Linked DNA regions of Homo sapiens: region 1 is linked to region 2. A link is an interaction called in ENCODE POLR2A ChIA-PET data of the cell type or tissue named here. Cell type or tissue: Caco-2. All regions are shown on one strand.

What was found. Peaks named below come from ENCODE experiments on the same cell type or tissue, not always from the same donor. Only the 100,000 strongest peaks of a DNase experiment are listed, where the experiment ranks them.
Region 1: POLR2A ChIA-PET joins it to region 2 with 6 read pairs; 2 of 35 experiments call an interaction of 5 or more read pairs at or near these places.

What each region holds. Positions count from the first base shown.
Region 1 is chr6:106,614,873-106,619,872 of GRCh38, forward strand. It overlaps RTN4IP1 (reticulon 4 interacting protein 1), which reads right to left. Exons shown (of 9, transcript NM_032730.5): 4 at 4,330-4,454. Among named protein-coding and RNA genes, the nearest start is that of RTN4IP1, 12 kb to the right of the region's middle. RefSeq lists an enhancer at 1-68. In Caco-2, no CTCF peak of the experiment used is centred here; no DNase peak of the experiment used is centred here.
Region 2 is chr6:106,771,115-106,776,114 of GRCh38, forward strand. The region is part of intron 1 of LINC02532 (long intergenic non-protein coding RNA 2532); the gene reads right to left. Among named protein-coding and RNA genes, the nearest start is that of MIR587, 11 kb to the right of the region's middle. RefSeq lists an enhancer at 3,086-3,586. In Caco-2, no CTCF peak of the experiment used is centred here; a DNase peak (open chromatin) is centred at 2,447.

The DNA.
Region 1 (5,000 bases), 160 kb before region 2:
AACCTAGTCACTTAGAAAGCTATTGTATAAAACACAAATTTCCAGGAGTGAGGTTTCTGCTATTCTTTCAAGTGCCCACAGCCCCCACCCCCCCACCCAGGACTCCCTGGAAAATAGACCTGAAGCAAAGGAAGATTCATTTCCATCACACTGACCAAGCCAGAGCCTCCACTCTCACTCTCCTTGCCTCCTCAACCCCATACTTTGTTTATGCAAGAAAACAGCTGGGGTTTCTTTCTACTTCCCCTTACCCCCCTAACAATACAACCCAGTCAGGTGCAAATGAAAACTTAAAGTCCAAAAGGGTAATGGGCTTGGGGAGTGGGAAGAAACAGGTGGTGGTGGGGTGAAGAAAAGGCCTTAGAATGCATTTGAAAGAAGAAGGCTGTCATTTTAATTTTAATATAAGCATATCGGTAGGGAATAAACCCAATGTTTTTAACTCTGGGCCTAATTCTATAATTCTATATCAGAATTAATCAGACACCTAATTTACACTTACATGACAAAATTTTACTGCCATAAAACCTAATATCAAAAAAAAAGTATTCCTAAATTCACTTCATTGAGTTGCAAGTATACACAATTTAAAAGTGAAATTTATTTTGTGGAGGAGGAATAGTTCAATTCCTAACTCTGTTGCCCAGGATGGAGTGCAGTGGCATGATCTCAGCTCACTGTAACCTCCGCCTCCCGTGTTCAAGCAATCCTCCTGCCTCAGCCTCCCGAGTAGCTGGGACTACAGGCACGCAACACTACACCTAACACCTTTTAATACTTCTGTCAAACAGAATGAAGTACAACTTTCCCGGCAAGACATGAATTTCAGGCAGAGCATGAAATATTCAAGTGCACCAATGACACTACCAATAAATAAAACCATCAAATCTTAACATATTCAAAAAATATCCGGTTGTAACAACTTTTTAAAAAAATTTCTACTTATCTTGAGAGCCCTAAGTTATCTATGTGTTCCTACTGAACAAATCATGAAGAAACTATAGATGGGCTGATAAAAAGAAAATAATTTTCACTTGACATTTTCTTTTTCTTTTTTTTTGTTTTGAGATGGAGTCTTGCTCTGTCACCAGGCTGGAGTACCGTTGCGCAATCTCAGCTCACTACAACCTCCAACTCTGTGGTTCAAATGATCCTCCTGCCTCAGGCTCCCGAGTAGCTTGAACTACATGTGTGTGCCAACACGTCCAGCTAATTTTTGTATTTTTAGTAGCGACGGGGTTTCACCATGTTGGCCAGGATAGTCTCGATCTCCTGACCTCTTGATCCACCCACCTCGGCCTCCCAAAGTGCTGGGATTACAGGCATGAGCCGCCGCGCCTGGCCTCACTTGACATTTTCTAATGATATCAATGTGTGGACAAAATGACAGTATTATATGACATCAAGAATAAACTATTTCCTTGGTTCACTGATACTCAGCTGCTGCAGAAAAGTAACTACAGAACAAAGGGGGAAAAAGGTAAACATCATTGAACCCTTAGAAAGATTTGTCCTAATTTCAAATAAGCTGTTTGTTATAAAGAAATCCTATAAAATCTTCCAAGGTGCTGATAGGTGTTTTTGTCATTGTTAATTTTGTTTTTTTTTAATTAACTGATTAGAAAAAAAAGATGATTCATCTTTGATAACAAATACTGATGTGCTTTGTGCAGACTAAGGCATGCCTTAATGCCAATAGCTAATAGCTAACAGAAAAAGAACAGTTATTGCTTAGCATATTGAAGCCAAAATATGCTCCATCAATCACAATGAATAGTCAAATGGAAAATCCACTTTGGACACTGGAACTTCTGAGTTTAGGTACAATAAAATCTCATTATAGAATTTCTTCATTAAAAGTATTTTTACAGTATTTTAAGGTGCTCACATCTCTCATGTGACTCTCACAAATAAGCAGTTAAAAGAGGTAGGCCATTATTATAACCCATGTGTGGTAATTTCAGTAAACCGAAATTTCTGAGAGCAGCAAGTACCAAGTGCTATGGTCTGAATGTTTGTAATGTTTGTGTCCCACCAAAATTCGTATGTTGAAATCCTAACCCCCAGGGTGATGGTATTAGGAGGTGGGGTGATTAGGTCATGCAAGCGGAACCCTCATGAATGGGATTTGTGCTCTTATAAGAGAGAGAGACCCCAGAGATATCCTCACCCCTTCCAGAATATGAGGACAAGCGAGAAAGCACTGTTAAAGAACCAGAAAGTTGGTCCTCACCAGACACAAAACCTGATGTCACCTTGATCTCAGGCTTCCCAGCCTCCACAACTGTGAGAAATAAATTTCTCTTGTTTTTAAGCTACCAGTTTATGGTATTTTGTGATAATAGCCTGAACAGACTAAGACAGCAAGGTCTCACTGTGCTCACTGAGTCACTCAGGACAAATGTGTCCTACAGATCACAACATGTGAATGCAGCAGAAGTCCATGATGTGAATTGTTGAGACTCTTTGCAATGGGTTTCACTCTAGATTGGTTAACATTGGCTAAATCAATAAACAGACCCAACTCAATACAAGATATCATCACCTAATAAGGTCTAAAACTTTCCATTTCTCAAAGCTCTCCTCAAAACCTACACTGTCCTATACTCATAAACTCAGAGGAAACCACAAAGAGACCATAAATATATAGCATGTGGTCACCTGGTTAGTTAATGGCAGAACAGGACCCAGGGCTCCAACTTCCCAGTTCCAGGCCATTGTTGCTTAAACAGAAGATAACAGAGTACCAAAGAATTACCCACAAAGCCAACAACAAACTGAGGACTCACACCAATGTCTCTAAGAAGAGACAGATCTTTGTCTCTAAATTTTTAAATTTTTTCTTATCTTCTAAATTGTTTTTTACAGTATATTAAAAGTAAGTCCACAGAGCCCTGAACCAGTAAAAGAAATGAGAGCTCTCTAACAATAGTGCACATATAGTCATGCAGGCATAGAAAACATAATGTTTTTAAAGGAAAAAACAAAACAATAAAACCAATGCTGTTGCAGAGTCTACAATTACAATACAGGTCTAAAAATCTTCAATAAGGTTTTTGCAAGGTTATTAACTAAGAGAAACCATTAGAAAAATCTATGTGGTCAAAACTAATTTAATTTAAACAAAGTGTTGACCAAAATGGCAACTTCAAGAAAGATAAGCCACAATAGCTTAAAAAGTAAACAGGGTTGACCTTTAGAATAAATATTTACCTTGAATTCTAAGATAAGGAAGGGTAGTACCTCACTAGATGTATAGCTTTCATAAGTTTTCAAAAATACAGCTATTAAACTTTCATAAAATTTAATGCTCTATCACCGAACACATTAAATGTAAAGTGCAATGTTTCATAACAATAGAACAGAATCACACAGACTTCAGTTATGTTACCAACACAATCCTTAGTAATAAAAAAAACTAGGTTATTTTAATTTATTATAGTTTGACCTACAGCTCCTTCCTTCCTTACAATTGTTAAACGGTTCTTAGTATCTAGTTTTCTCAACAAAAAACAAAATCATCAGTTTTCTCTATGATGGCAACTTTCTAAAATACAAGGAACACCACAACCTCCTTGCTAACAACAGTAGCCACCATTTACTGAGTGCCTCCCACGTGCCATAAACTGTGTCACCAGTTTAATGTGCATTACCTCATTTAACCTTCAAAACAAAACTCATTAAAAAGTGAGTGAGTGGGTCACCCAACTGGAAAGCAACAGAATCTACATATAAACTCAAGTACATCTGAGACATTTCTGGTCACCATGTTGCTGCTAACCCAAATGAGTACACGCTCAAGGCATTGGGGAATCAGAATTGACCTAATGGATATTAGGCATTGAGACTGAGAGAACTTAAGAATATTCAATAGTTGTGCAGTCCCTTTATAGAAATATGCAAGTGTGAGAATAACTCCTGGGAGAGGTAGGGAAAAAACATCTTAACCTTGACATCATTCTTTAGAAACTGTATGGGATGATTCTTAACCTTTTTAGGAATTTCATTAAAAAAAAGATATGGATCTTCTTCCTAGAGAATCACATATAATATTTTGCATTATTTTAGAAGGTTCTGACTCCTAAAGTCCATTCCATCCACACATCTCAGTTAAAAAATTCCCAAGTGATTGGGCTGAGAATCCACAGAATGAAGCTAAGAAAGTGCAAACTGACACAAATAGAATGCTTTGGAAATTGTTTTCAAATGTTAGTACAGCTCTGTTCGTGTAAATGATACTAAATTTCAAAGCTCTGACAAATCTACTGCAAGGAACTCACAGAAGGAAAGAAAAGAGGTTTAGATGCTGCCACTGACTGATACACTTACCGTTTTCCTGTGCAATTCTTGTCATTCAGGCCACCAACTTTGTTTATAGCAGACCAGGCTGTGAGAGCCACATATGGCAAAGAGGCAGCTTGAGTATGAGTGAGTGATTTGGGTTTGTGAGAGACCTACATTTGAAGACAACAGTCAAAAATAAGCAATGACTTGCAAACCTATGAACACAATTAAGCACATTTACCTTCACAGGAATCCAGCTGACCCTTGAACAACAGGGGTTTGAATTGTGCAAGTCCACTTATACGTGGATTTCCTGCCTCTGCCACCTCTGAGACCAGCAAAACCAACCCTTCTTCTTCCTACTCCTCCTCTTTCTAGTAACTTGAACACAACAAGGATGAAAATCTTTATGATGATCCACTTAATGAATAGTAAGTATACTTTTCTTCATTTTTTTTTTTTTTTTTTTTTTTGAGACGGAGACTTGCTCTGTCGCCCAGGCTGGACTGCAGTGGCGTGATCTCGGCTCACTGCAAGCTCCGCCTCCCGGGTTCACACCATTCTCCTGCCTCAGCCTCCTGAGTAGCTGGGACTACAGGCGCCCGCCACTGCGCCCAGCTAATTTTTTGTATTTTCAGTAGAGACAGGGTTTCACCGTGTTAGCCAAGATGGTCTCGATCTCCTGACCTCGTGATCCGCCCGCCTCGGCCTCCCAA
Region 2 (5,000 bases):
CGCTGCTGAAGGAAAACCTGATAAATGTGTATCTCACCATATGTGATTTCCTTTTTTCAAGGGTCATGTCTTCAGTTTTTGTCTGCAGAACCAAACCATGTTGGCCAGTTTCAAGAACCTTCAAACAGGTTTTGTTGTTATCATTGTGTTTTGGGTCCAGAATTTACCACTGTCTTTGGCAGAAGGTTTAGTTAGATATAATTTACTTGGCCATTACTAGAAGTTGAAACTTATCTGAATGGCCAAAATTAGGCACTGAAATACCGAGTTTGATGGGAAAACTTGGCTACACTCTCCTCCTAGCATACACTGCCATGTCTATTTGCATCAGAAGGGGCTCAGTATTTGCTGAACAAATCCTGAAAGCTGAAAACTTTCTTGAAGGAGTCATACTTTGACTTTGAAGCATTATCAGTTATTAATAATTTAGAATGGAGAATCCTTTCCCGAAAGTGGGTTTTAATATGGGTTAATGAGAAAGAACAGGAGCTTCTTGGGTGTATCTGTCTTCTTCTCACAAGTGGCAAAAAATCTGCCATGACTTTGTCTTAAATGAAAAGATAATTTATCAACCAGCTTAGGTTAAAAATTCCACAGTAAGACTGGCTCCAGGCATAGCTGGATTTAGGGCTCATATATAGTGTTATTAGAACACAGGTTTTTTGCTTTTTTGTTCTCAGCTTTCAGATCTGCCAATTGCGTTGTTACAATTAATCCCAGCTTCCTGTAGCCACAAGAGGATGGTAGCAGCTTCAGCCACACACCTTCTCTGGTGTACATTATAGAGGGAAAAGTGAGACCCTCTTTCCTGGAAGTACCTGGAAAGATCTCACTGCCTCTCATAGGTTCCACCTGGGTCATGTTCCCATCCCTGAATTGGTCATGTGGTCACGAAATAGGATAAAATGATTGGCCCAGGTGTGACTCACATGCTCCACCCCACAGTCCAAGAAGTGTCATTTCATCAGATCCCCAAGGACTGAGAGGAGAGTGGGAGAAGTTCTCCTGATAAATATCTTGGTTCTTTGTTAGAGATATCCTGGGGCAGAAACAACAGAAGCTCACTAAAATGGGTACTGGAGGAGAATGGAACGAAGACGCGTAGTGGGGGTTAAAAGCTTACACACTAGAGAGGCAGAGAACCTAAAAGAGAAATGCTGACTCTTTCCATTTTGCCCCTTGGCTCCGGGCTGCTGGAAGCAGGTGCTGTGCGATATCACTGCTTCATGGTTAGCATGCTTGGGGACCTGCAATGAGAGAAATCCATGAAATTTACACACTGCAGCGGTATCTTTAAAAGGTATCAGGTGGAGAATAGCTTTTAATGTGGAATCCAGGCCCCAATTAGAGGCTTATTCCATTGCTAAATTTGGTTTGGGTTCAATGCCCACTGACCTCTTGTCCCTAGAGCATTTCAACACCGTAATGAATACGCAGGAACAAATCCTCCTTTCCCCTGCCCTTTCTAATGGTACATAATCTCTATACCATTAGAAATCTGAATTATTTTTCCAGATAAAATTGCCAGGCCCTCCTCTCAATCCTTTCCATTAGTGAGGAAGCAATCCAAGGAAAAAAGAAGCCAGTGCCAAGTGCAGCCATGCCCTGAATGTTCACTCGGCTTAGGCAGCATCTGACCAGCATCCCCCAAGGCTACAAACCAACTAACAGCTTTTAGGGTAGGGAGAATTGCCTTTTCTCTCTCCTTCCGGAACACCAGGGAAAACATAGAGGACCCTAGAGACCAGTGGAAAATACCTTGGGAATCCCTAATTCACTCAATCCTCATTGGTTGCTCCTAAGCACCTTCTACTTTGAAGTTTTGAGTAGCCTAAAGAAGGACTTCCCCTCATGACTAGGAGGACTCTCCCTGATTTTTAAACAATGTCTGCACTGTTTAGGGACTTATATTTTTCTCCAGTAAACAGGCTTCACTTTTGCCACAAAAAATAAACATGGGTATGCAAAATTTAAGTATTCCCATCAAGCTTTTCTACCTTAGTCTCTAGCTGACCAGTGACTAACTGGGAAGTCGCTGCTCACAGGATCTCAGGCTTTTTCTGTCACTACGAATAAATAATAATAAAATAGAAATACATTTTTAGCCAATTTCAAAATGCAACAGGGCAGGTGCCTCCTGGAATGAAGAATTCCTGCAGCTCCCTTCATACTGGTATTCCGCATGTGATAAACCTCTAGTCCTTTCAGGAAATTATTCTGATCCTTGCTTGTTTCATGAAACAACCAGCTCCCTTCCCTGAGTTTCGCCTTCCTGAGGAGCTGGTCTCTGGAAGGGCCAACTGTTCTGCGTCCTGCACTGGGGAACTTCGGGTAGGTTCCCACTCCCACTACCCACCTGGCTTCTTCACTTTCTCTGCCCTCCTACCGCCCTGAGGACACCTGCTGCTCACTGCATTCCCCAGCTTTGTTTGTTTCCCCCATAAGATTACTGGACAGGTGCTGTAATCTTTGGTTTGCTGGGCAGTTGCCTCGGTGCAGTTGCTGTGACCTGCACTCTTGAAGAAGCAGACTTCTTCATTATTCATGATGGCCTGGAGGTCCAGTTACCAGCAGCATCCACCGCAGAGGCCAGACTGAAACTTGTTTAGCCAGTTTCCTTCTTTCCCTGGGCTGTTCCAAAACTGACACACACAGACTAACAAAAACTCTGAGAGTTTCTGTGTTCCCAGGAATTAATCCCACCAGAACAAGCCTCGGTCTGTTGCTAAACTCTGATTCTCATTTCCTCCCCACCTCCCTTTGCTACAAAGCTATGGACCATCAAGTTTTAATGCAGTGTTGAGCTGTTGATTAAAACAGCATGTTATCTTCAGAATGTCAGACAACATATGACAATAAAGTAGGCATAAAATATCAGGAAAACAAATGTGCCCCTGCGTCTGCACTGGATGCAAATGCACAAATGGCTGAACTTTAAAAGCTTCCATGTTCCTAACAAGTCTTAGAGCATTAGAATTGATGGTGGTGATTAGGTTGCTTTTCAGAGCAGCAAAATCTGTATAACTGAATCCTTATGGGTTTAGCCATTCTCAGCCCAGGCATATTAACTTGGCCCGCTGTGAGTCTGCTTGTGTATACACACATGCAGTATTTAACCATGAGCGCAGTGGGCCCCAAATTAAAACCATATTTTGTTAGCATCACATGTTCCAGCTTTGACAGTATTTATCAAAGGGGACGCTGCTGGATTTATTGAAAGAAATGAACTTTGCCAGGGTCTGGCAGACTCAACCCCAGTAGGGAGTTGTTATTTTTACCCTCTGTGCCCAGCAGTGCTGTTGCTGTTGGCTCAAGGCTGTTTGCTCACTATGGGCACAGTTTGCTACGTACGGATCCCTCTCCGCTGGTCCAGTGTGCCTGCCTCCCAGCAGCCTGCACCTCGTGGGATGTCATCAGCTCCACCTCCATGTATTCTTCAAAACCTTGTTTATGTTCCCTTCTTTTCTGTGAAGTCTTTGCTACCTAAACCCAAGGTCATTTCTTCTTCCTCTGATCTCGCCAGCCTGGGTCCAAGAACAGCTGGTAGAAATGCAGATTCTCAGGCTCCACCCCAGACATCCTAAATCTGCATGTTAGCAAGATCCGTGGGGGCATTCAAGGGCACATGGAAGTGTGAGAGGTGCTGCTCTGCCTCCACTTACCATCTCTACTGGGGTCTCTCAGTGGGAGTCCTGCTACCCCAACAGGGGCATTGAAAATGTAGAGAGGATGTTTTTGACTGTCACAATGTTGAGTGCTGGCGGGGAGGACTACTAGCATCCATCAGTGGGGTCGATGCTGGACAGCCTGCGATGTACGGTACACTCTCATATAGGGAAGAACTGGTTCATACGTCACACAACTTTCTAAAGAGCTGCCAGGCAGTCTGGTGGGTGAAAAAATCTATTTTTAATTATTTGAGCCTGGAACCTAATTCCTGTTTGCACACAGAGTTTTTTGTTTGTTTGTTTGTTTTTGAGACGGAGTCTGCTCTGTCACCCAGGCTGGAGTGCAGTGGCATGATCTTGGCTCACTGCAACCTCCGCCTCCCCAGTTCAAACAATTTGCCTGCCTCAACCTCCCTAGTAGCTGGGATCACAGGCACCCGCCACCATACCCAGCTAATTTTTATATTTTTAGTAGAGATGGAGTTTCACCATGTTGGTCACCAGGCTGGTCTTAAACTCCTGACCTTAAGTGATCCACCCATCTCGGCCTCCCAAAGTGCTGGGATTACAGGCATGAGCCACCACACCCAGCCCCCTTTTTATACCCAAAGTATTGTTTGCACAGTTTTAATACACACCAGATTTCTAGGAACTCAACTTTTGTGAAAATTCAGGGAAAAGCGTTCTTTGCTTCGTTCAGAACCTTACCTTTAGTCACTGCTTTGGAAACACACATTATCCACAGTCACGCTGCTCCCAGTGCAATCTCCGGGACAATATATCTCTATTAGTTTGCATTTGTAGCTATCCCAGTCATAGCAGTTTTGTATCTGACTACTTCATTGTGGTTTTTGGTGTAAATGTGCCTGAACATTTATATGTTGAAACACTTTTTTTTTTTTTTTTTGAGACAGAGTCTTGCTCTTGTTGCCCAGACTGGAACGCAACGGTGCGATCTCGGCTCACTGCAACCTCTGCCTCCTGGGTTCAAGCGATTCTCCTGCCTCAACCTCCTGAGTAGCTGGGATTACAGGGATGTGCCACCATGCCTGGCTAATTTTGTATTTTTAGTAGAGATGGGGTTTCTCCATGTTGGTCAGGCTGGTCTCGAACTCCCGACCTCAGACTTTTTTTGTTATAAATTGCTTTTATTTTATTTCTTCTTTATATCAGAGTTAAGGAATTTATTACACTGATTTTGAGTGAGTTATGTCGTTCATATGTAAGTTAACTATATTATTCATGAATTCCAGTTCAGAAAAACTAAGAGACCATTTGAAATTATTTGTTATAAAAAGGGTTTTGAGCCAGGTGCAGTGTTTCACACCTGTA